2 separate regions of the Homo sapiens genome follow, and region 2 is linked to region 1. Evidence: chromatin loops called from intact Hi-C (ENCODE). Cell type or tissue: chondrocyte. All regions are shown on one strand. Each heading gives the region's core, and the rest is flanking DNA. Links, peaks and the distances in the headings are about the cores only.

Evidence for each region. Hi-C counts contacts between places; a loop is a spot of excess contacts. Peaks named below come from ENCODE experiments on the same cell type or tissue, not always from the same donor. Only the 100,000 strongest peaks of a DNase experiment are listed, where the experiment ranks them.
Region 2: it touches region 1 in a loop (7-fold over the local background); 25 of 110 quality-filtered maps call a loop at or near these places.

Annotation. Positions count from the first base shown.
Region 1 is chr18:62,981,271-62,984,075 of GRCh38, forward strand. No RefSeq gene overlaps it. Among named protein-coding and RNA genes, the nearest start is that of PHLPP1, 270 kb to the left of the region's middle. In chondrocyte, for the core only: CTCF peaks have their summits at 1,570 (motif pointing left) and 1,792; no DNase peak of the experiment used is centred there.
Region 2 is chr18:62,182,459-62,185,263 of GRCh38, forward strand. The region is part of intron 1 of PIGN (phosphatidylinositol glycan anchor biosynthesis class N); the gene reads right to left. Among named protein-coding and RNA genes, the nearest start is that of PIGN, 3.2 kb to the right of the region's middle. In chondrocyte, for the core only: a CTCF peak has its summit at 1,327 (motif pointing right); no DNase peak of the experiment used is centred there.

The sequences.
Region 1 (2,805 bases), core at 225-2,724:
ATTTACAGACAGGGACCTCCGCCTTCACCTCGCCCCCACCCTACACGTGTGAACCTTGTGTGGAAGATACTGTTGGTCTTCATCTCACATGGACCACCTTCCTATGTAGACCTGGCTTCCTTCTTTAGGTCTGCCCTTGGGTGGGACCTGGCTAATTCAGTGACAGGGCAGTTCTTATTTCTTAACTAGTAGACTTGGTGGTGGGCTCTGTGTCCCCCTCTAGGAGGCCGCTGGGTGGACTTTGTTTTCGTAATGGCCGTACTTCATTTCCACATCAGGCTACTTGCACACAGTGCTCTTTGGAAACCACTAAAGCCATGGAAGAGAATTGCCTCATCTCGGCCCAGTGAGAGACCCAGGGACCAAGGAAGCTGACTCCCCAGTACAGGCGGAGCGCTCTGGCTGAGACTGGAAGCTAAACCACCTTGGGACCCCTGCCCCGGTTCCACTTCCCAGCCCCTTACCTTGTCCCTCGGGCTGCCCCACTGGGTTGAAGCAGATGTGGACAACTCCAAGCTCTCACACCGACGCCTTAGTTCCTGCAGGTCTGGGCTGCTTCTCTGACTTCCTCAGTTCTTAAACCCCCTCTGGGCAGGGTTCACCTGTCCCCGGGGGTGGAGCACACCCCGGCCTTGTATGTGGATCTCTTCCACCGCAGCTCACTTCCAGAGTGGTCAGAACTGGCTGAGCGTGGTCCACGGAGGCAGCAATCGCTTCCAGATTCTAAAATGGGCCCCACAGCAACTCTGTGCCAGGGGCAGCCACTGGGCCCCACAAGCTCTGATGCAGGGACACCTCATTTCCTAACTTCTGTGTCTGCTGCAGGAGAAAGGGGTATGAGACTTGGAATTGCTTTTTTCCTGAGTCCTCCAGTTTATTTGTGCTTGCTGCTGGGTTTATTGTCTCTTTTCGGTCCCATTGTGCACATACTACATGTAAGGCACCTTGGAGTGAGACTGCCCTTTGGAGGCTTGGGGTAAGTAGGGCATTTAGATGAAAAGGTAATTCAGTCAAGCACATGTTGAGTGACCAAAGTGGCATAGACTTAGCTGATAGGTCTCCATGCGGTTGCATAGGAGCTGCCTCAGTTATTTCTGAGGAGTTTCTTTGCATTTCTGTTTATCCAGATAGCATCTAATAGTATATGTAGAGCTGCTTATACAACTGAAAGTGCTTTCTGAATATTAAAGTGCTTAATATTTGAAGATCCCTGAAGCCACAGTGTCTGCAGGGTAAGTATTAGGGAGAAGGGCATTCCCGCCTGCTCTATTCCCTGCTTCCTGCTGGAAATCCAGATAATTGGGAAAGGGCTTTGAGGGGAGAGAAAGGAAGAAATGAAACGGGAAGCGGAGAGCTGTGGTGAGCCTTGCTAGGAGAAGAACCCCTGATCGAGGACCCTAGAAACTGTTTGGTGTTGGATCCAGCGCATGCTGCCCGCCCTGTGCTGCCCTCAAGCTTCCTGCCCTTCGCTCCTGCTCCCGAGCACTGGCTTTGATGAGAGGTAGCAGAGCCGATCTCTGGGACCCAGAAACCCCACCTGCCTGCCTTGGTTTCTCTTGATTGCTTTTGTCACAGCACCACCTGCTGGTAAGCTTAGACTTTGGGTGGAAATGGGCTTCACTCTTTATCCTTCCTTCACTTTCCCAGAAGAAACAAAGTGTTTAAGTTTCTTATCACTGTATTTTCGTAAACACATGATAGCAAACTCCTATACCACTGTCAAGTATAGCCGAGAAGCTGTGTTTCCGCTTTGTAAGACAGTAGAAGTGATGACAGCTGGTTCCTGTGATGAGCCTGATTTTCCATGGGAAATTGACATGCAGAAATATTAAGATGGATAACCAGAATCATATAGTTTTGCTGGGAGAGAAGTCTGTCTTCAATGTCCATCTAATTCCCAATTCCCCTTTCCATGGTTAAAAAAAGCAAAACACAAAGCATCTGTTAACATGTTCTGGACCTTATAGGATAACACCTGAGAGTCCCCTCACCACTGGCACTGCAGGGGAGAGAAGAAGAATTCCATTTGATCATGTGAACATTCATCAAAGGGTATTTTGAGTTCATCCCTGACATGTTATCACAAGATAGAATTTCAGGCCGGGCACGGGGGCTCATGCCTATAATCCCAGCACTTAGGGAGGCCAAGGCGGGTGGATCACTTGAGGTCAGGAGTTCGAGACCAGCCTGGCCAACATACTGAAATCTCGTCTCTACTAAAAATACAAAAATTAGCCAGGTGTAGTGGTGCATGCCTGTAATCCCAGCTACTCGGGAGGCTGAGGCAGGAGAATCGCTTGAACACAGGAGTCGGAGGTTACAATGAGCCGAGATTACGCCACTGCATTCCAGCCTGGAATGCAGAGACTGGAACAGCCTGGCGACAGAGACTCTGTCTCAAAAAAAATTTTTTTTTCTTTTATTATCATACTTTAAGTTCTAGGGTACATGTGCACAACGTGCAGGTTTGTTACATATATATACATGTGCCATGTTGGTGTGCTGCACCCATTAACTCGTCATTTACATTAGGTATATCTCCTAATGCTATCCCTCCCCGCTCCCCCACGCCACAACAGGCCCCGGTGTGTGATGTTCCCCACCCTATGTCCAAGTGTTCTTATTGTTCAATTCCCACCTATGAGTGAGAACATGCGGTGTTTGGTTTTCTGGCCTTGTGATAGTTTGCTGAGAATGATGATTTCTAGCTTCATCCATGTCCCTGCAAAGGACATGAACTCATCCTAAAAAAAGATAGAATTTCTATAAAGTGTGGGTTTCTGGTATCTGCCTTACCTACCTCTC
Region 2 (2,805 bases), core at 22-2,521, 800 kb before region 1:
GGCATTGTTCTTTACACCCTATTCTTCCCCTTTATTTAATCTAACAATTGTCCACTTTGTGTTTCTTGAATCTGTTCATTTGTCTTAATCTCCATTGACACCTCTATAATTTAAGATGTATACCATCTCTTATGCGAACTACTGCAATGCAGGAATAGGTCACCCCTATATACTCTAACCCTTCTCTGATCCATTTCTTGCCATGTAGCCAGAGTATTACTTGCTTTTCTTTTTTCAAAAGAAAATCTGAACATCTTACCCCTTGTATAAAACTCTCCAGTGCCTTCTGTGAAGCATTCACTGTCTTTAAAGTCAAAAGACACGTTTGCAACAACACGGATGTTCCTGAAGCCTGGTATGCTAAGTGAAATAAGCCAGGTGCAGAAACACAAATACTGCATGATTTCACTCCTATGTGGAACTTAAGAAAGTTGACCCCACTGAATTAGAAGCAGAATGGTGGTAACCAGAGGCTGGGGTAGTTCCACAGCGGGGGGCAATTGTAGAGATACTGATCAAAGCATTCATATTAGAGTTAGATAGAAGGAATAAGTTCAAGAGCTCTGTTGTACAGCATGGTGACTCTAGTTAATGATGATATATTGTATTCTTGAAAACTGCTAAAAGGGTAGATGTTCAAATTTCTCATCACAAAAATGATAACTATGTGTAAGGTAATGCATTTGTTACTTAGCTAGATTTGAGCATTTCACAATGTATATAAACTGAAGAACATCATGTACACAATGAATACATAAAATCGTATATTAAAAAATAAATTTAAAAATGAAGTCACAGCTGGAAAAAAAAAACTCTCCAGTGCCTTTTCACCTACTAATCTAGACTAAAATCCTTAATGTGACTAACAAGGTCTTTTATAGACTAGCCTCTGCCTTCTTTTCTAAACCTGTCTCATAGCACTCCCCTTTACTTTGTAACATCTCACATCACTGGCCCCTTCTTTTATTCAAGTATCCCACTGCTATAAGACCTTTGTAGGCTCAATTCCTCTCTGCAGAATGTACTTGCAACCTATCTTCCACTCTCTCCTAACATTCCATTTCAAGCATCACTTCCTCAGGGACTATGCAGGTGAAGTCAGAAACGAAAACTTTTACTTCAGTTTGTAATTACATAGCTTTGTCTACGACTATTTGAATTAATGTCTGTCTCTGTCACTTCACCACAATTCCATGACAGCAGGACGGGGCATCTCCAACACCCATCAGAGTCTTATGCACTTAGTAAGGACTCAAATGTTTGCTGAATAAATTATTTAGAATTATCATTTCAAGGGTAAATGCAATATGCACTACAGCCACTAGAGGATGCCCTGCTTCTGTTTTTGTTCCTCCAGAACAAGATGTGAAGACTGAAAATACTTTAAAAAAAAAAAAACTAAACCTTTTATGATAAAGTAATTTACTATTAATGTAAATAAAATTGCAGTTATTACAAAATATCAGCATTCACTAACTACTTATTTTAATTAGTTTAATTGCTTAATACTAAATATTACTTAATACTTCTCTTTAAAGAAAATCACAATTTATTCAGATTTATTGAAAAAGAAATACCTCCAAAACAAACACATAACTATTAAAATTTTAAAAAGATATATGCATGTACCAATACAAGTTATCTAGTTTATCTGTGGATGTTTACCACACACTGAAAAACAATAAAACATGAGGTATTACTAAAACCTCAAGTCAACCAAAACTTGCATTCAGAATATTACTTGTGGTTCTTTTAAGACTATTAAAACCTAAAATAATTTTTTAAATACTAAAATGATTGACGTGCTTTGAAAAAAGGCATCTTTTACATCTTCATTGCTAAGGCACAAGCTTTAATAACTATCATTAGTCAGATGAAACATTAGTTGTAAGGGCCTAGATTAATGAAAATCTTACTAAGTAGAAAGGAAATTTCCCAACACTATTAATAATACATTATTATAAGTAGTGATCGGTAATTTTTAATATTCCAGTGTGTGTTACTTATACATTATTCACGAATAACCAAACCTCTGTGTATTGTGGAAAAGAAAAGTACATACTGGGAAGACTGGGCAGTTGATTTCTAATGGGCTTACAAGATCAAACACACAAGTTCATGGTTATAGGATAGGAGGCAGAAATAGAAGCAGAAAACCACAGATTTGTATGGGAAGAATTCCTCTACATGCAAGTTCTTACAACTCTGAGGAAACATTTTAAATCTATTTTCAACTTGTGTTTTAGAACTGAGACCCCAAATTAAAGATACTCCCTTCAGCCCTACTGACTTAATTGCTTTTTCAGGCTTGCACTGCCAAAACGATTGATATTAGTTTTATTTTTAAACACTTGTCAAATGTTCTCAACACATACTAATATTTCAATAATTAATAAGTGACCACAGTAATAGTTATTGTGTAGCAGGTACCAGGCACTGGGACAAGAACATTCTCAATTCTGTGTACTTTCCTTATCCCCTTTGATAGACGAATGCAAGTGAGGCTGAGAAGTTAGGTAACTTTTTCAAGGTCTCACAATAAATAATGAGTAGAATTGGGATCTGAACTTAAGCTTTTCTATCTTATAAGCATAATCCTCTTCAGGAATCCTAAATGCAGGAGATTTCTCAATTTCCCAATCATGGAGATGGAAATATTGTATATAAACAATCCATTTCTAATCATGCCCTTCCCATGCCATTCACTAATCCTCCATTCCTGGATTCCAGAAATTGGTTCCATTTTAATCTCTCTGGAAAATCCAACTAAAATACGGATCAGCAATCCCTTTTGCTAAGAAATCT